Linked DNA regions of Homo sapiens: regions 1, 2, 4, 5, 6 and 7 are each linked to region 3. A link is a contact called in ENCODE Hi-C or POLR2A ChIA-PET data. All regions are on one chromosome and are shown on one strand. The core of a region is the stretch at or near the end of the contact, and the rest is flanking DNA. Distances in the headings are between cores, read along the strand shown.

Region 1 (2,771 bases), core at 174-2,673, 270 kb before region 3:
CCTGAGTCTCTCTTTTCAGACATACACTTTCAAAGGACTAAGCTGCCCTGTCAGAAGTTCTGCTACCTGAAGCTCCCATGCTTGAGAGACCTTGTGAAAATATCATGCAAAAATAGAGATTCATGAAGAGCTCTAGCTGCCCAGCCCCGCTTCATGCAATCATGCAGTCCCAGCAGACACTGCATGGAAGAAAGGTGAGCTATCCCACCCAAGTGCTGCACAACTTGCAAATTCATGAGCTAAATAAATGATCATGTTTATTTAAGTCACTAAATTTTAGGGTGATTTGTTATGCAGTAATAGAAAACCAGAATATGCACTGAAACCTCCAACACTAATCACTTTCATTTCCGCTGATGATATACCCTCCATAGTCTTCATATGTGCAGCTGCCTCGGCCTACAAGTCATCATGAGCCCACAATATCCCAGCCAGTATACACATACCCTCATTTAACGAGTTACTTTGCTTTCAAGAGTCAGTGTAGCTGTTGCAGTTTCAATCATCTTTCTTCAAATTGGTGAGTAGGTGGTTAAGGACCCAAGCTTCTAGTCAGAATACCTAAGGCTGAGTATTTTTTTGTTGACTCCTTCCAGGCTGTGAGACTTAACCTCTATAGACCCCTATTTCCTCCTAAAGAGAGTAATTATAAAACTTCTATCTTAGATGTACTGTGGAGATTAATTTATAGCTCCTAGCAAAGTCCCTGGTATTTAATATTCAGTGGTATTCAATATATGTTGCTCTTATTAGAGCACTATTATATTGCATCACAAGTGTCTATTTATTCTTCCATTTTCTCCTCTAAACTGTCAGTCATTTGAGAACAATAACAGTGGTTCTTCAATGCCTGGCACCTAGAATATGCAAAACACAATTTTTATTAAATAAGTAAATGAACAAAAAACAAACAAATGGTAAATGGATGAATAAATGAATGAGTGAATGAATGAATGAAAGAGTAGGTAAATATAATCTGGCTTCCCTTTAACTTCTTATACCCAGCATGTAGGAGAGGTACGGTGGTAGAGATTTCCAGTCCTGTGGGAAGTAGTCTTAGTGGCTGGCTGCATGCTTTTCTTCATGTCAGGTCCAATTTTTCTCTTTTCCTAGTGGTGCTACAGTACCACAAACATTATTTCTGAGTCTCCCTCATCCCCAAAACCATGTAGAGAGCATCCTCACTTGGGCAAGTGAAATGTTTTGATCCTGACAATCCAAACCAGATGGCAGGATTGTAAGAAAAGTCACTTCCATAATCTCACATGGCCTCTAGCTACAGGTTTCCTTTGCACTTCTAACCATTTTATAGCATGCCATCTAGGTGCCTGACCTTGCCAAGTAAAATCCAGTTAATCTTTACAATGTCATTCCTCTTTATGGCCTCCACGATATGGCAATGCCATATGGTGGCAATGCTATGGAAGGGACTCTGCTCTTACCTGTTAAGCAAGTTTGCATTGCACTAAGCAAATAATTTGCCTTCTGCCTCATGTATATTTCCCTAGTAATATCTGCTTAATGAAAAAATTGAGAGAAATTATTAAAGAGTAGCACAATATTGACTAATAAGAAAGATGAGAAGATTCTACATTTTATTTTTATTTCACAATAGAATTTACGTATATGTATATTTATAGATAAAATTCTGATAAGAAAAGCTCACAAGCTACAGATATGCTGGCTGAGTTGCAATAACCGTCACTGGAACGCAGTGCTATTCCAGTACATCAGTGTTATGTAAGGACATTTTTATTTCAATAGCCAGAAAACCCCAATGTGCCTGTTAGTGTTTGGTATGTCCCCTTGCCTCAGCATTTAAAAAGCCTAAAATATTTTTTAAAGGAGTACAATACAGGGGGTTGGCTGTCTACTCAAATAAATTGTTTTAAAAGCAAATGTGGAGTTTATCTTATTGCTGTTATTATTATAGGCTCTATGCTTTTTATAACTTTAATCTTATAAATTTAATTATTTCTACATTCTTTCTCAGGAGGAGTTGTTTGAAGTCTACAGAATGCTGAGGTTTAGAAAGATTTCTGAGGTGTGGCATCACATCTTCTGATTGGGCAGCATTCTCGAACGATGTGGGCCTTTGCTGCTGACTCACCAGAGGGCAGCAACTTCGAAGCTTGATGTCAGCATGCAGGAATGCCAGGCACTTCTCTCTGGCAACCCCCAGCTGTAGCCCAGAGTTAAGCAAAGCTTTTTGGGTTAGCCTCTGACCAACCTCCTGGCTGGACTTCTCAATGCCCCAATAGCCAAGCTCCAGAAAAGAAAATCCAGATCTTAGCAGGGCAACACTAAACTCTTCCAGCTATATATCAGTGGTGATAATGACATAATTGCCCAGTCATAGTTGGGATATGTGGGAAAGTGGGTATGGTTTTCTGGGCACCCCTCCCCTCTCTTCACGCACCACACACACACACACACACACACACACACACACACACACACACACACATCTGTTCTAGAATGAAAACCCCAGAATGCAGAAAGTAACCTGTGAATAGTCACTAGTAAGATTTCTAGTTTTCTGGATAGATTGTGTTTGTTTGTACTCCTGGTTATTTGACCTGCCTCAATTTTCCCACATTTCTGACTGGCCCAACTGAAGCCTCAGATGAGAGCAAGGACCATCTCTGAGGTCCATTCCACCTTAATAGTCTATAATCTCATGAATTTAGCTAACTGGGCACTTTCTGAGAGGACTGGCTTTCTAATGCTGATAAAGCAGGGCAGAGTTGCTGGCCACACCCTTGTTAGGC
Region 2 (2,700 bases), core at 175-2,674, 380 kb before region 3:
AGGTAGATCTTAAACAAACTATATTTTTTGTTTTCTTTTATGAAACCATCTGCCTCTTAATCACTAAAATTGTGAAGTTTTACACAGTGGATAATTTCTTCAGGGTGGTGTCCCATTGCCCATTCAGCTCACTACATGTATTATTTAGTTAATATTTTTAAATCAATTAATATTTCATATGAATACATTTTTAATATCTACTCCATATAAATGGAAACCAATTTCACTTGCCAGAAATAAAACATAATAAAATGTAACTCTAAAAAGGAGTGTTATGAAGGGAGATGTTGCCTGCCCTGAGAAGAGCTAACATTTCACTAACACCACACTGAAACTTCCTGCTTGACATACTCAGAAAACTGAAAGGGAATTAAAAAGAGAGAATTTTCTCATTATGTGTTTTAATGCCATTTAATGCCTAATTCATGATCCACCTAACATCATTTCAAGGACCAAACAGTAGTCACTCTTTATTTTTTAAAAATAATTTAACTCTCCCATTTTGAAGATTAACTTGAAATTGTCCTCTATGAATACGTCTGTTGACAGTCACAAATCAGTCAGTCATATCATATGGATAACTATAATTGAACAGGGGTGTTAAATACCACCATTTCTTTTCTTAAATCTCTGTCTTATGGACTACTGATGCTGTAGACCACAAACTCGCTTCAGTTTCTGAAAGTAGTATGTTCGCCAGATCTAAATGGTCTCTATGGAATTTTTTTTGAGCCCTAGTACAGCGTCTGGCATATACTAAATACCCAACAAACTTGTATTTCTTCCTTCTTCCATTAACAATCAGCTCCTTTTCCTGATGAGATAGGAAAATATGTATTAATTACTGGAATTCCCTCTTAGGCTCTCTTGTTGTTACAAAGAAAAAGACTGTCAATTTTCACCCACTTCTTTTTTTTACCATTACAAATATTTAATCATAACCCACAATTACAGTATTAGTTATATTACCTAACAGGCCTCAAAAGGTTTGGCTTGGTCTTTGTGTTTTCATAAATGTCCACAACTCTATCCAGCTTACTGCATTGATTTGACATTAGGGAGCAGACTCCAAGGACAGAAGAAGACTCATTTAGCCAGTTGTTTATTCCCCATGAATTGCCTCAGCTAAACACCAGACCAGAGCTTCTGTGTGCACTAGGTCAAGCCATGAATATGCACAGGTCAAATAATTAAACTTGTATAATATTCCCAGAGATGTGAACATGAGAGGAATATTTATCACAATGGAAAGATCCTGCCGCAGATATTTCTTACCTAATGTTGAACTTTTATCAAAGAATTTTTTTTTCAACTAGCTGTTTCAAAAAAAAAAAAAAAGGCTAAACATACAGTGTCTCCTCTCCCCCTTCAGGATACAAACCACAGAATTCCGATGACTCACCCAAAAATAGCTTATGAATATGCCACAGGCGGAAGGGCATGCTGTTTAGTTCTTTAAAACTTCCTGCCAAACTGAAGAAACTGAACATACACAGATATTTGGGGACTAACTCTGAGGAATAATGAGAATTTAATCCCTTGTAGTCTTCAGGGTTAGCAACAGCTTGCCTGACATGTCCGGTTACATCCTGTTTGCTACACATGTGACTCCTCAAAAAAATAATAATATAATATTAATAGCACAATGTTTCATTGTTAAGATTGCTGTCACTGTGCTAATGGCTCCCCAGTATTTGCAGCCATAAGTAGACTAAGTCACTTCTTGGATGAATTCTAAATGAAAGGTTTTATGAAACAAACATATTGCCATTATGACTCTAAAATAAAAAGCCAGGATTCAATGTAAAGAATTTGACGGCAGCATAAGCCCCTAAAAAGGAAAGACAGTAAAGCATAGTGATTGAAATCTTGGCGGTGATTCCCAGTTCTTACACCGATTATGTCACCTTTAGCAGTTACTTGAACTCTCTAAGTTCTAATTTTCCCATATGTAACATAAGGATGATAATAATTCTATCTATGTCTAGGGTTCTTGTGAGGACTAAATAAAGGCATGTAAGCATACAAGGAATACTGCTCAGAAAATAAATTATCCCATGCATTCTCCTTCTCATAAATGAATCTGAAAACCAAAACCATTAGGTGACCTAAGAAAGATCACACACCTCATCAGTGCAGTGCCAAGACGGGTCAGTATAATGCTGTGGTTAAAAACATGGGCTCTGGAACAAGTCCATCCCGAGTTTAAATCTCAGTTTTTCTACTTGCTAGCTGTATAAACTTGGGCAAGTCACTTAACTTTTCTGTCTCTCAATTTTCTCATCTACAAAAGTCAAATAATAATAGTACTTCTCTCACCAGGTTATTATGACAACTTAAAAACGTAATACATGCAACTGCCACATAACAATCAAAAAAATACGATCGATTACACTAACATTGGGAATATCTGGTTCTTCCAAAAGCAAAGGTTAATGTAAAATATATGTCAACAATGCCAGACTTTTTAAACTTTATCTATAAAAACAGCCCTCACTTAAAAATAAACAACTTAAAAATTGGATATAGTTTAATAGTGACCAGAATATTTGCAGATGTCTTCTCAGATGAAGGTACACGTCTTCAATCATGGCTATGTGTCGTATTTTTCTTTTCCTATGAGGGAAAGATAGAAGACAAGCCATTCAAAAACATTTCAAACAACAACCCCAATTGCTGAAAAGTCACTTTGCAGTTTGA
Region 3 (2,700 bases), core at 43-2,542:
TGGAACAATTCTGTCTCTATAACCAGAAGGAAGTGAGGCTCACACATGTAATCCCAGCACTTTAGGAGGCCAAGGTGGGTGGAACCCTTGAGTTTAGATGTTCAAGATCAGCCCAGGCAACATAGTGAAACCCTGTCTCTACAAAAACATACAAAAAATTAGCTGGGTATGGTGTCACACCCTTGTAGTCCCAGCTACTTGGGGGGCTGAGGTGGCAAGATCACCTGAGCCTGGGAGGTAAAGGCTGCAGTGAGCTGTGGCGCCACTGTACTCCAGCTTGGGCGAGAGTGAGATCTTGTCTCAAAAAAAAGAGAAGTGAAAACTTATGAATTTGGACCAATATCACTAAGATCCTCCCACTGTTCTGGTATCAAGAGTGCCCCTGAGTGCTTGTGGTGGCATGAAAAAGGAGGAAAACCAATGGATGTTTATATCCCAGTCAAGGAAGGCTGCTCAATAAACAGGTACCATAGTTTCCCCTTATTTTCTATTATATTTCATGAGATCATGCTAAACAATAGCACAAAAATAAAAATCCTCACTCTACATAGGTGGTGACAACAACCTCTTTGGGCCTCAGTTTTCTCACCTTTTGTAAAAGGGAAGGATAAGGTAGATAGAAGATGTCTTCTAGAGCTGTGATAATAAGCAGTGCCAGAAACATAGTAAGGGCCTAAGTTTCTTCAAGTATAAACTGGAATAATGACTGCTGTATGCCGTAAGTGGGATTAACTGATTGTGACACCTAATAGGAACTCAAAAACTGGTAGTGTAGGATTTTTAATAAAAGGATGTATGATGGGAAGTTAATAACACAACTAGGTTATGGAACAGAACGTAAGAATGAACCTCATCCAGGGGAATAGTGGACACCACTTCAAGGACAGCTACAGACAAGAGGATGACAAAGAACAGGGACGCAAGTAACTGGGGAAAGGGAAGGTGAAGGAAGGTGAAGAGTTTATGCTTAAGTTTCTGTCTTCTCTATAAAGGTGGAGGTGACATTCTCAGCTAAAGAGTGAGGGAAATGAGTAAGAAGAAGTAAGAACAGTAAGGGTTAAAAACAGCTTACTATTTTTAGCAATGAGAGAAAGAGCTAAACAAAGGCTTCTTGCGTAACTCTTTACCATAAAACGCTTTCTAGTCATCAAGAGGCAGAAAGAGAATGATCAAATACTTGACATCAGAGCATACTCCCAACCTCAGGGCCCAGACACGGGCCTTTATGCTATGACATAAAGTTCTAGGGGAAGCCCAAGGCAGGGCTGGTCTCTGGGAGAAGGAAACAGACTGACATAACTGATCCCTCAGCACTGTGTTTATAGCGGGACTTTCCTGATGAGTAAGAATGCGTGACAAAAGCAAAGTCGAACCTCTCCCAGTTCTACCAAGAAAATAAGTTGAAGAAATAATCTGAAGAGGGGAGGATACCAGAACTTTTAGGAATCAATTCAACACCCTCATTTAGCAGATGAGGACACTAAGTGACAAAGGAATTTCACGGCACAGCCAGGAAAGAATTCTGGATGTCCTCACTTCTAAGCTGAGATTCTTCCACTGCATTCTTTGAGAAGGCATAACCCAAACACAGGCCTTAGGCACAACAGGCCAATATGTTATTAGCCACATTTTATAGAAACTGTTTAGCACCGGGAATCACACTCTGCTTCCTTTAATATTCAGTTTTTGGTCATATTTTTCTCATTGTAAAAAAAAAAAAAATCAATATCTGCAAAACATTCCTGATAAAGAAGACTATTAAAAAAGAAATCTCATCCTTCTCCTTACTGATATGTTTGCAAGTTTCACCTTGAGATATTTCTGACAGTGATAGCAGTTGAGCAAGTCCTACTCATCTGATCCTTTTCTAAAAAATATGTAGCTGGGTGCAGTGGCTCATGCCTATAATCCCAGCACTTTGGGGAGGCCAAAGCAGGAAGACTGCTTGAGGCCAGGAGTTTGAAACCAGCCTGGGCAACATAGTGAGACCCCATCTCCTTAAAAAAAAAAAATTACCAAGCACAGTGGCAGATTCCTGTAATCCTAGCTACTAGACGGGCTGAGGATTGCTTAAGCCCAGGAGGTAGAGGCTACAGTGAGCTGCGATCAGGCCACTGCACTCTACCCCGGGCAACAGAGAAAGATCCTATCTAAAAAAACAACAAAAAAATACAATGTGGGCATCTTTTCAAATAGTTTATAGATCTAGTTGTTTTTCTTAGATTTGCATAATAAATATGGTGTACTGATTTCCTACAATCATCAGGATTAATGGTAAAGAGAAAGAAGAGCAACTGTAGAAATTGCTGGAATCCCCTGTCCATGTATCTTTAATGGCATGGACAGTTAGTAGTTGGGGGTGAAAGAAAGGCCATATCATCAGTTCTGCCATACATACAAATGAATGTGCAAAGGTATCTAACAAGAACTGGGCTAGAAAATGGAGGGCCCATGTACCACAAGTACAGGAGGAGACAACAAAATGCCTCATGACTTGAATAAAGCAGCTGGCAGGGAAACAGTCTTGCTTTGCTCCAATGGCAAAAATCTCATTAAAAACCAATCCTGTGCACCACTTTATAATGCATCATCGAAGTCGAGCTTTACAAGTCCGGTGGGTGTGGGAGGCAGGAAAGAGTCATGCCTTTCTTCTCCATGGCTGATGAATAAAAACTAAGCAAAGGCCCAGTGATGCATAGT
Region 4 (2,700 bases), core at 181-2,680, 290 kb before region 3:
GACAGTAAGACCAACCCCTCCTTTTCCAGTGTTAATCAACTGTTGATGTTGTTGATAAGGCTTCCAGTCAACAGTAGGCTATTAGCAAAGTTTTGGGGGAGTCAAAAGTTATATGCAATTCTTGACTGCGCAGGAAGCTGGTGCCCCTACCTGCTGCATTATTCAAGGATCAACTGTAAGTAGTTTTTTCTGAATTTTCTTTGGCTATAGTATGAAAGAGAACTATAAACAATTTTGTATCTAGATTTTTCGTTTAACAATATGTCTGGCAGATCTTGGAATATCTGCTTATATCAACTATTTTATTTTTTCAGTTGTTATATATTATTCTTTTTTTAGATATACTGTAATTTGTTGAACAATTTCCCTATTGATGAACATTTGGTTTGTTTTTAGTATTTTTCTAGCGCAATACCACAGTGAACATAATTGTGCATACATGTTTGTATATATTTGTGAGCATAGCTGTAAAACAAAGGGCTCATAATTGCTGAATAAAACAGAAAGTGTGTTTTGATTTTTGACATTCTCAACTTATCTTCCAAAAAGTTTGTCCAATTTACATTTCCTTCACTACTGTATAAATGTGACTGCTTCTGCATACTTTTGTCAACACAGTATTTACCATATATCTTGCTTACCTCTGCGAGTGGCTGCTTTTCAACTGTTGATCATATGGTTAGTATGAGGAATGACAGTAGGGTAGTGACCATAAATTTGGAATGAAATGATAGCCTAAGAAGTGTCATACACAAGTTGGAATATGAAGCAGAGTTAGTTTATTTGTATTTTATAAATATTTCAATAATTCGACATTTAAACATCTCCTCAAAATAGCATGAAGGTCATTCTTTATTGGATATTACCAATATTCCAAATATCTTTGCAGCTCTACTTCGGGTATGATCTTCAGAGTCAGCAGCCCATTCTTTTTTTACTTCTTCAGTAGTAACAGTGTCTTTTAATTTTGATTTGATTTTCCTGATAGCCAAAGGCATTTATAGCCAAGTCATCTAACAAATAAAATTGGTTATCAAGCAAGATAAAATGGTTTTGGTTAAAAATGAGATGTATCTTAAAATGATGTGAGCATATGTGTGTGTGCACACGTGTGCGTGCATGCACGTACATGTGAGAGAGAAACATAGAGAGAGACTGAGAGAGAAACTAGGTCTGAATAATATTTTCAGTGAAGAGTTTAAATATGTTTTATGCTAGTATGTGTGAAGAGTTTCCCAAGGTCACAGCCCTGAAGGACAATTCTCATTTGCGTGTAGACATTGTGGTGTGTTTGCTTTAAAAGATTGATTGTTTTATAGCTATAACTCATAAAGCCTGTGGTCATAAAACACCTCACCCTATCTTGAAGGCAGGCCACACTTGTGTAAACAATGGTATCACATTCTAACTTAGCTGAGACGACTTCTGGCCCTGACATGGCTAGACTCCACGCTGTTCCCAAGTAGCCAGGACTACCTCTAGTTCCACATAATAAATATGAATGATAGCTCAACTAGAAAAACAAGAGAAAAGTTAGTTTTTTAAAAAATAGAGGTTAAGTGATGAGAAATTACTACAAAAAATTTAAAGACAGAAATAAGCATAATATTTGTTTGTTATAAAAGGCGTTACAATTAAAGAGAGAGAGAGAAGGAGAAACTACTCTGTCTTGATTCTGCATCGCTGCTTACCGGAATGACCACACCCTGACTTGTCCCACAGCCCTGTCTGGCCTCAGTTCAGTTCCAACTAACTTAACTGTCCTCTTTGTCACTTTCCAGTGACACTCCACAAATTGGCTGTTTGTTAGTTTAGAAGCTTTTAATTTCTTGAAACTTTGTATTCTGTACCTACTACCTCTACATTTTGTCTACCCATCCCTTTCTTAATGCCCTTAAAATGTGGGATTGTGGTTTGCTGAAAAAAGACCAGACTTTACATCAAATAGAAATGGATTAAAATCTTGGCTTTTAGTTGCGACCTCAGAAAGTGTAATTAATCTTCCTAACCTTTTATAAATGAAATATATATATATTGCCAAATGTTCTAAATTGTTTGAGTAATATATGTTCATAAAAAAACTACAAAAAGATTATACAAGGCAAATATTCATCAGTTTGGTGTATTTGTCTATGCATATGATACCTGTATAAGTTTTACAAAATGAGAACTAATACAATATTTATTGCCTGCAATTTGCTTTGTTTTTATTTATATTTTCAGTAAATGGTTATTCAGCGTCTGCTTACACATCTATCTATAGAGAACAAGAGCTACATAATTGCAAAAATAGTCCTTTCCGTTGTCATTGTTTACGCTCATTGTAGTTGATTTTAGAATGTCTTCTCCATTTGTTTTAAATCTTCCTCACTCTATTTGCATCCATTTGTCCTATTTCTGTCCCCTGGAACAACACAGATAAATCTAATCCCTTTACCACATAACAGACTTTAAACATGAAAAGTAAGCCCTCACTTCTCTCTGACTGTCTTCTTCTTCTAGTTAAACAATGTCAGGGTTTTTTTAATCCATCTTCTCATTCATCATTACTTCTGGATCATTGGCCATCCTAATAGCAGCACCTGCCAGCTCTTTGGCCTCTCTTACCCCTCGAGACCTCCCTCAGTTCCATCCCTCACCTCTTTTGGTGCAAACACATTTCTCCCCAACTTCTACTGAAGTTTTTATTCTGTTTTCATT
Region 5 (2,749 bases), core at 162-2,661, 270 kb after region 3:
TTAAACACTACTGACATCTCAACTCAAAACATACACTTAGGTATAGGAAATAGTATACAAACATTTTATTTAACCATATCGTATGCAGAAAATTTAAAATTTGAATCTTTCTTATAGTCCTTGGACTCAAATCTTCATGCAAATACAATTTATATAATCAATTATATTTGACTTGTGTTTTTTAAAGTGGCTAAGGAAATGAGTACCAACTTATTAGGGAATATTTGATGAATATTTTTCGTTTTGGTTGAACAAATGACTACGTAGAGTTATATTTACTTCAAAATCAATAAAATACCACTATTAACCTTGCTCTGACGCTCCCACCCCCACCCTTCAACTCGTAGAATATTTTTTGGTGGTAACTAGACTGACCTTTGCCAAAATGTAATTACATTCAGAGAGAAATACAATTTTCCCCTTCAAATCCAGGTGAAAGGCTACCATGCTGGGCTTGCGGAGGGCATAGTTGAGTAGGACAGCCAGAACTTCTGGCTAGGTCATCGGGTCGGATTACCCTGCCATGTACCCCTCAGTATTTACTTCCAGAGATGGGCAACTTACTATAGTCTTCATGTTTAAGGAATTCAAACCCAAATGAAAAGTGTTGTGAAAGCATAAATATCTCTGCTTGTATACTACAGTACTGAATATGAAACCACATATTGCAATAAAAATAACTAACGATGGCCCATGCATTTCACAAGGCGCTCTCATACACCTGAAGGGGCAGTGGAAAGGTTCAGAGCACCCAGGCTGTCCCAAAGAGGGCGGAATCAAATCTGGGCGCAGGTGGGTACCCGGAAAAAATTCTTGGTGGAGATGGCATCTGAGAGAGGCGTCGAAGGACACGGAGGGTTGAGGATAGGAGAGAGGCCACTCCAGATGGAAAAACACCCTCGTTTTCCAAATGCCAGTTATACCACGGGGCCTGTGATAGCCGCCACGTTTCTAGAAGACCCCTAGAAGAGCAGGGGTCCGACCAAGGAAGTACTTCCGCTGTTCAATTTGCTAAGTTTGCATTCGGAGAGTACAAGGGCGAGCTCTGGCTCTTGCAGGTGGACTCCCTCTCCCTTAGCTCTGACTGCGAGAAGCTCCCACCCGCAAAGGGCTACTGTGCCAAAAGCGAGCGTAGTGGCCGCCGCTTCCCCCACAAAATTCCGTCACTCGGGAGCTGCGTTGCAGTGGAGAAACCTGGGTCCCGTCCGGGCCCAAGGGAGGAGGCTCAGCACGGCCGCTCCCGCAGCCCCGTCCAGGCGCCTCTTCCCTCCCCCTCCTTTCCGCGGCGGTCGCGGCGGCGGCTGGAGCGGGAGCCGGGGGCGGCGAGGGGCGGAGCCGGGGCGGAGCCACGGCGCTGGCGGCCCCGGCGGCGGCGGCAGGTGTGGATGGGGCGAAGGTGCGGGAACGTCCACTCCCGCGCGCCCCTCTCGGGGACCAGGGCGGCCTCCCAGGAGGAGCTTGGTGAGCAGCTGCGACCTGTGCATAACTTGGGGCGCCGCCAGGGGCTCGCAGGTTCCACGTCCGGCGCCTGGAGAAGGAAGACGCGCGTCCCCGGCCGCGGCGCCGAAGCCGGCTGGGGGACCGCCTGGTCCCGGGCCAGAGCTGGGAGGCGGTGTTCCGTGAGCCGCCTGGTCTGGGGTGCGGGGGGCGGGAAGCGGCCCCTTCGTGTGCGCTTGGGCGAGGCCGGGCGGCGCTTCTGTCCTCCTACTCGGACCCGCAGGTAAGCTGGGAGAGCCTTGGTCCCGCTGCGCGCTGAGCTGGCTAGGGAGGCGCCCCTCAAGGAGTTGAGGAGGCTTCGGGGCCTGGGCACACGGCAGTGGGCACACGGCAGTCGACACCCGGGTCCGAGGACCGCCGGCGCCCGTTGGCGCCCAAACGAGGATGCGCCGCGGGGTCCGGCGCATCCCGGAGCGCCGGCCGCCCTTGGCTCTTCGCGGAACCGCCGCCTCCTCTTGTCCAAATCTCAGGTCGTCATCCTGGCCCGAAGTCACAGGTTCGCTCTCTGTCCCTAAACCTCGAGGAAGGAGTTGTGTGTGTCCATGAGCGTGTTGGCGGAGAGCGCTTTCATACAGCGATGTTTGAGTTGAGCTCATTTTACCACCTAAAATTACTGTCACTTTAAAACTTAACTAAGCTTTCCCTTCTTAGAAGAGAAATTAGGCTTGTGGTTTACACCCATGGCTAGTAGGATTAAAGTTTGTTTTTGCCCTGTACAGCTGAGAAAATGTTTTGTAAAATCCTGAATTTTCCAACAGTACTTCTAAAAGAGCCTCCGATTCTCCAGCGAGACAATGGCAGTCATTAAAAAAAACACAGCGGAAATGTTCACTTAGAGCGGCTTCACTAGGAGAGAAGTTAAGGAAACCTTAGGCAAAAGTGACCCCTTAATTGACACCTTACAGGACCGTTTTTTTGACCTTGTATTAGTGGTAATAGGACTAAGAATGACAGCTCAAGAACTATACCTGGTTTGGAACTGAGGCTGTGGCCAGACGCCCCTCACTTTCCGGGGACCTCTAGTTTCTGGAATCGGGCCTTTGAACTTCCTTATTGAAATCCTGGCAGCTTTGAAGTGAAATTAGGAAAATGATCCTATTTATTCGCTGGAGTTTATTAACTCTGCATTAAAGTGTTTATCTCCTGGGCCAAAATTGAAACAATATTGTATTTTGCATTTTGTTTTAAATAAATTTTTACCAATTCAGGTAAAAATTGGATTTGAAAATGACAGTTAAGTCTAGGTTTATTT
Region 6 (2,700 bases), core at 135-2,634, 410 kb before region 3:
GAAGGAATTAGCCAGATGAAGAATAAAACATGGAGTCCAAAAAGAAGAAAACTTATGTCTAGTGTCAAAAGGTAGCAAAGAGCTCAGTGAGTTCAAAAAGAGTTTTTTAAATGAATGGGTAGGAATATAATGAGCAAGGCAACAGTGACCTAAGATAAATCTAAAGAAGTGAGTAGACTAGAGTGGCTCTTTGAGACTGAATTAAAATGTTTGAACTTTGTTACATGCAGTGAGGATCTTAGAAATCACCTTGTCTAAATTTACATTAAATGAAAAATATAGATATCAACAGCTCCCATGTCAACAAGCTGAACATGTCACTTCTTGAACCCATGATTATCAGGGAATTTACTGCTAAAATAGCCAGTTTTGATGCTGCTTATCATAACTATCAGAAACTCTGCCTAACAAGTTATTTTGTGTGATTTACCTTGATCTTATAGAACAGGTTTGTATGAAAGATCCAGGGCAAGTCAGTAGATCAGAATTACAAAGCTGTGAGATGTGGTTTGCTCCAAAGACTCAGATGAAGATGGATCAGAGTGGCATTTGCAGGGCTCTGGGTGAGGCAGTGAACACTTTTGCCCAGAAGACCACTACAGCAAGGGCCATGTCGAAGGCATGGGGTGAAGTGAGGGGAGTAGACAAGGGGTTTTAAAAATTTTTTAGTGTCTTCCAGATACTAGACACTATGTGAGTTGTCTTCAGGTTTCATATCATCATCACAACCACCTTATGAACTAAGTATAATCACCTTCATTTACAAATGAGGAAAGGAAAACTCAGATTATTAGGCCCTCGTCTCTGAGGACAGAACTGAAGTCTTTCACCACCAGCATTTGAAAAAGACCTGCCCTCTTTCCACCGATGAAGATGCTACCCAATAAAATTCAAGCCCAAACAGAATAAAGAGGTCAAAAGTTCCCTTTCACGTAAACCTTTGTCTTATCTTAGTATGACCCTCAAAATATCCACCCAAAGCAGGCTATCAATATCTGTTAATTAGTTGATGAAATGACATGATTGTGGCCATTCTGTAGTCTTTAAAAGGAGATCTATTTGTGTCAATAAACAACGAGCTCATTAAAAACTACCCATAAAACAATTAGGCCAAGGGAATTTTGTCTGATAACAGTGAAAGAAGGAAGTGAGGATTTAGCTGCAGATTCTGGAATGAGCCTGTTTATCCTCCAGGACCACAGCAGTTTTGTCTTCAGGCTTAAGATAAATCACTGTAAGTGTGAAGGTGTTCAGAAAAATAGGTTCTGCCATTGCTACTATGTCCTGAAGTTTCTTCCAGTTTGCCTTTGAAGAACACAGCCACTAAACCGCCGCTAGATGTCCTCAAAGTAAAAAAAAAAAAAAAAAAAAAATTATGGCAGAAAAGTACTTCGGCACTTTTAGGAACTACATTGACTTATTTGTCTAGATTATTTGACTCCTGAGCTCTAAGTGAGATAGAGGGATTTGGTAGTTAAACACGAACATCCGACCTCTGTAAATGAAATAGAGTTCTGTAAAGGAAAGGGCATTTTAGTAACTTCTCATTTTCATTTTAATTAGGATTTGTATTACTCTCCTTCAGGAAAGCAGGCCAAAGAGACTGAAGGAGCAATGGAAACATTATCCTCACCAACACTGACCAGTCACCTGAAGAGCACTGTGAGTGAATAACCCGTGGGGCCAGCTACTTAGCAATTTCAAATGCACAAAACCTGTGCTCTGGCCTATCTTTTAACATCAAAACAGCTGAAAAAAAAATTGAATAGTTGGATTGCGATTTCCTGAAATAGAAGCTGCAATACCTTTGGTTTTTTAGTTATGATATTAGCTAGTGAAAAAGCACAACTTAGCAAAGTATGTTCCCCAGTTAGTCTTTTAAATAAACTCAGACTTCCGTAGTCCCCATTGGTCTCTACAGGCTCAGAGGCCCATTTCCTCCTCGCCCCTTACCTTCCTTTTAGTCTCTTTTTCTTTTCCAGTCCTTTTCCCATCTTTGGTTCTTCTGTCTCTCCTCTTCATTTATTCCACTCTTTTAACAGTATCTTAGTTCACCATTTTTATACACAAAAAATCAACTTCTTGATAACAATTTTTAACATATTCAACTGAAATAATAAGCACTTGCCATGGTTTTCAAGAGTCAGGAAAAGGAAACAAAAAGAGGGGGGAAAAGAAGAATAAAGAAAGAAGAGGAATGAGAAAAAGAGAAAAAGATTAGAAAACAAGTTGTTCTATCTGTACTTGTTCGAAACTTGAGAAGAAAAATTAAGTTACAGAGAGATGGGGGTTGTGGGGGTAAGAGCTGTAGAAAGCTGTTTTCCTTCATTTTCTCTGCCTCCTGGAGCACTGGCCTCCTATATCATGTGTTAGGAATTTCTAATCTTACCACAGCCAGATGACTCATGCCCACTGACTGAGTCTTTAGACTTCTACAAAACACCTGAAAAGATAAATTTTAATTGAGAAAACAACCTCTCACTCCAGGGTATGCTTTCAAGATAGGTAGGGGGATTTTCAGCATTTATTTCCATTTTGTTCACTGAAGACTCATAGGGCTTAATCTTAATTTCAGACATAGTTGTGTCTGACAGCCAGAGACTATTTTCAGATCAAGGGATAAACTGGCATGGACTAAGACTTGCTTCTGCCTAGGAATAAAGACTGAAATGAGTCAAAGTTGTCCTGATTTGGGACACA
Region 7 (2,700 bases), core at 184-2,683, 320 kb before region 3:
TGGGATAAATGGAAACTGAGAGAATTTATAAGCAGAAAATATGCAGTAAAAGAAGTTATTCAGGTGAAGAAAATGACATTAAATGGGAACTAAGAATTACAGGAAAGAATGAAGAGCAACAGAAATGGGAAATACATGAGTAAACATAAAAACTGCCTTTTTAAAGTTTTTTCTTCTCTTAACTTACTTAAAAGATAACTGAAAATTTAAACACTTCCAAGGATTACCAAACATGTGTGGAAAGTTTTAACATGGAGAATAGAAACCAAGCAGCAGACCTTAATAAGGGTATTTCTGTTGAAATTTCAGAACACAGGGGACTAAAGAAGACTCCACATGCTTCCAGAGAAGAAAAAAAATCACATACACTGTACACAGAATGATAAAAAGAGTTGCATTAGGACTTTTTAATAGCAACACAGAAAATAAGACACTCCCTTCATGTATTTGAAAGAAATAGTTTCTAACCTATAAATCCATAATCATTCAATCAGGTCAAAGGAAATAAAATAGAGACTTCATTAGATGTTTGAGGCCTCAAAAAAGTTACCTCCCATGCATCCTTTCTAAGACTATTTAGGAGGTGCTCCAAGAAAGAAAACATTACAGGGATAAGAAATAGAAGTTTTGGCACAAGAGAATAATAGTAACAAGGCATCTCATGAGGACAGCTGTACACCAGATGTAGAGATTAAAACAAACCAGGGAGAAAAAAACTTCAAAACAACCAACTTTTAAACTATTTTCTGGGCTACTTAGTGGATCCTTTCAATCTGACAGCTTAAGTCCTTCTGGAAATTCTATTAAAGTATTTGTTGATAGTCCCACCCTTCTATTTCTCCATTTATTTTCTTGGCATATATCAGGGAAACAACCAAAAGAAACAACACAAAATTGGGTAGAAAGTGGAGGACAGAGGCATACTGGAATTTAAGGACTTTTGTTTTAGCTTGAGTTTTCCCAAAAGCAGAGCCTGCTGCAAAAATTTATGAACAGGGAGCAGGAGTGAGAGACAGAAGAGGGAGGGAATGTGAAAAGGCATATATATAGATGCATTATTAATATCACCATTGTAGGCAACTTGTGCTCAGCCCTGCCTGGAATCTTCTAAGGAGTGTTTAGAATACCTTTTGGAATTATGTACTTAAGGTTTGACTATTTTTATCCATCAACTTGTATCCTCCATTAGTTAAGGTTTGCTTTGGGGATGTAAACCCCTGTTGGCTTCTCGACTGAGCATGCCTGCTTGAACAGAGGGCTTCCCAATGGCAATTGTGGCATTGGAAAAACCCAAGGGCAAAAGTGCAAAACATCCAGTGCTTGAGGAAAGATGTCAGCCTGACGTAAGCCAAACTACCCACTGCATCTACACTGTAATCAGAGATGAAGCCAAGAGGATATGAGTCAGAAAGCCAAAAACAACCCATACAGTCTATCCTTTGTACCACACAGATACACCTACGCCCTAGAATAAGTTCCAGCAACCTCTAAGTCTTCAAGGTGGTAGTTAGCCACAATCTCTACATGTGACTTAACACACAAATATTAATGGAATAAGTTACAGCCCTCACTGCTACAACTGCAGGTCCTGCAGTCATGTTTTATATGTATCGTCTCCTTCCTCCACAATCCATATTAGATTTTCCTCACCCTCCATCAGCACTTCTACTTTTCTAGGTTTTTAGCCTAATGGGGTGACTCAGACCTTCAGCTCCAAACAATCTAAGCTCTTGATGACCTTGCTCTTGTCAGGCCATGGTTGCCGCAATTGCCATTCACCACTACATTATGAGCACATAAATGCCAGAAATTGCGAGTGCTTTAACTATCTGAGATGTCCAAAGCTTCAGTTTTCAACGCCTCCTCGTCCTAAATCACTCCTGGTGAGAGAGTCTAGTACTATATGTCATAGCTTAGGTTCTACTAGAAAGCAAAGCCCAGTCAATGAGATAATCCTATGGAGTACAAAAGGAGACTAAAGAGAGTAAGGGAAGGCGGGAAAGTCTATACCAAGGTGCATTTTTATTATATAGCTTTGGGACACTGGAACTCAACCCTGACATCTAGGGGGAATAAGCATACAGAACGTACCTTAGAGCTGTTTGTTAGAAGAATAACTTGGGAAAGCATGTTTTCCTATGTTTCCATCCCTCATTGGTTGGACATTGCTCTCAAAAGTTAAACTTCCTTGCATTTTGGAGCTCCATAGGTAAGCTTAACAAGTAAAACCCCATTCCCAGGTGTGGCACTGAAGAAGCCCAGTGGAAAAAAAGTAAAAAGTGCATGGTATTCACTTGAGATTATTTTGTTGTTGTAATATGAGTCAAATCCAGAATGCCCATTGCATCCAGGCTGGAATCAAGAGATGAAGCTGTGAAGATGTGGGTTAGCGTTTCAGAGGCTCTGATACAACCTTGTATGAACTTCTCAAGGAGTTTGGATTTAATTTGGTAAAACATTTAAAGACTGTAAACAGAGGAGTAACATAATTAGGTTTGTATTTTAGCAAGATTACACTTGAGACACTGGAGAAGATGAATTAAGGCAGAAAATGGGATAGTAAAGTACAGGAGACCAGTTTAGAGTTTTCACCTACAACTGATTGGCAGTGTCAGTGGAAACAAGGAAGGAATGAATTAATAAGCTATTTCAGATACCGAATCAACAAGAAAAAGTTGAGAAAAGCTTCACTTTGAAAAT

What was found. A loop is a pair of places that touch in the nucleus more often than their neighbours do. ChIA-PET counts read pairs that join two places held with the same protein, here RNA polymerase II (POLR2A). Pooled maps may share reads with other maps.
Region 1: a loop to region 3 is called in a pooled map, with 11 times the contacts of the local background. The contact joins two enhancer-like sites. A Hi-C loop is called at or near these places in 12 of 37 single-sample maps with no recorded cell type and 10 of 50 pooled maps. POLR2A ChIA-PET finds 5 or more read pairs at or near these places in 1 of 52 experiments (activated T-cell).
Region 2: a map of MCF 10A shows a loop between it and region 3 (12-fold over the local background). The contact joins two enhancer-like sites. A Hi-C loop is called at or near these places in 1 of 168 maps with a recorded cell type or tissue (MCF 10A) and 4 of 50 pooled maps. POLR2A ChIA-PET finds 5 or more read pairs at or near these places in 1 of 52 experiments (MCF 10A).
Region 4: POLR2A ChIA-PET joins it to region 3 with 14 read pairs in A549. The contact joins two enhancer-like sites. A Hi-C loop is called at or near these places in 6 of 50 pooled maps. POLR2A ChIA-PET finds 5 or more read pairs at or near these places in 2 of 52 experiments (A549 and SK-N-SH).
Region 5: a loop to region 3 is called in a map of MCF 10A, with 10 times the contacts of the local background. The contact joins the promoter of MIR31HG here to the enhancer-like site in region 3. A Hi-C loop is called at or near these places in 1 of 168 maps with a recorded cell type or tissue (MCF 10A). POLR2A ChIA-PET finds 5 or more read pairs at or near these places in 1 of 52 experiments (MCF 10A).
Region 6: a loop to region 3 is called in a map of B cell, with 11 times the contacts of the local background. The contact joins two enhancer-like sites. A Hi-C loop is called at or near these places in 3 of 168 maps with a recorded cell type or tissue (B cell, Calu3 and chondrocyte), 12 of 37 single-sample maps with no recorded cell type and 11 of 50 pooled maps. POLR2A ChIA-PET finds 5 or more read pairs at or near these places in 3 of 52 experiments (BJ, MCF 10A and OCI-LY7).
Region 7: a map of PC-3 shows a loop between it and region 3 (3-fold over the local background). The contact joins two enhancer-like sites. A Hi-C loop is called at or near these places in 1 of 168 maps with a recorded cell type or tissue (PC-3) and 5 of 50 pooled maps. POLR2A ChIA-PET finds 5 or more read pairs at or near these places in 1 of 52 experiments (MCF 10A).

Annotation. Positions count from the first base shown.
Region 1 is chr9:22,102,828-22,105,598 of GRCh38, reverse strand. The region is part of intron 14 of CDKN2B-AS1 (CDKN2B and CDKN2A antisense cis and trans regulatory RNA 1); the gene reads right to left. Among named protein-coding and RNA genes, the nearest start is that of CDKN2B, 95 kb to the right of the region's middle. RefSeq lists enhancers at 1,990-2,489, 1,512-2,711, 2,490-2,771. Within about 2 kb of position 1,423, at least 20 of the 41 ENCODE cell types and tissues checked have a DNase peak (open chromatin) inside an H3K27ac peak, as active enhancers do.
Region 2 is chr9:22,210,580-22,213,279 of GRCh38, reverse strand. No RefSeq gene overlaps it. Among named protein-coding and RNA genes, the nearest start is that of CDKN2B, 200 kb to the right of the region's middle. Within about 2 kb of position 1,424, at least 5 of the 41 ENCODE cell types and tissues checked have a DNase peak (open chromatin) inside an H3K27ac peak, as active enhancers do.
Region 3 is chr9:21,830,808-21,833,507 of GRCh38, reverse strand. The region is part of intron 4 of MTAP (methylthioadenosine phosphorylase); the gene reads right to left. Among named protein-coding and RNA genes, the nearest start is that of MTAP, 30 kb to the right of the region's middle. RefSeq lists enhancers at 200-1,399, 1,267-1,576. Within about 2 kb of position 1,292, at least 8 of the 41 ENCODE cell types and tissues checked have a DNase peak (open chromatin) inside an H3K27ac peak, as active enhancers do; they include PC-3, where a contact is called at or near this core.
Region 4 is chr9:22,123,466-22,126,165 of GRCh38, reverse strand. It overlaps a transcript of CDKN2B-AS1 not described here. Among named protein-coding and RNA genes, the nearest start is that of CDKN2B, 120 kb to the right of the region's middle. Within about 2 kb of position 1,430, at least 3 of the 41 ENCODE cell types and tissues checked have a DNase peak (open chromatin) inside an H3K27ac peak, as active enhancers do.
Region 5 is chr9:21,558,460-21,561,208 of GRCh38, reverse strand. It overlaps MIR31HG (MIR31 host gene), which reads left to right and starts at 1,411. Exons shown (of 3, transcript NR_152879.1): 1 at 1,411-1,720. RefSeq lists an enhancer at 1,850-2,636.
Region 6 is chr9:22,237,800-22,240,499 of GRCh38, reverse strand. No RefSeq gene overlaps it. Among named protein-coding and RNA genes, the nearest start is that of DMRTA1, 210 kb to the left of the region's middle. Within about 2 kb of position 1,384, at least 6 of the 41 ENCODE cell types and tissues checked have a DNase peak (open chromatin) inside an H3K27ac peak, as active enhancers do.
Region 7 is chr9:22,147,049-22,149,748 of GRCh38, reverse strand. No RefSeq gene overlaps it. Among named protein-coding and RNA genes, the nearest start is that of CDKN2B, 140 kb to the right of the region's middle. Within about 2 kb of position 1,433, at least 2 of the 41 ENCODE cell types and tissues checked have a DNase peak (open chromatin) inside an H3K27ac peak, as active enhancers do; they include PC-3, where a contact is called at or near this core.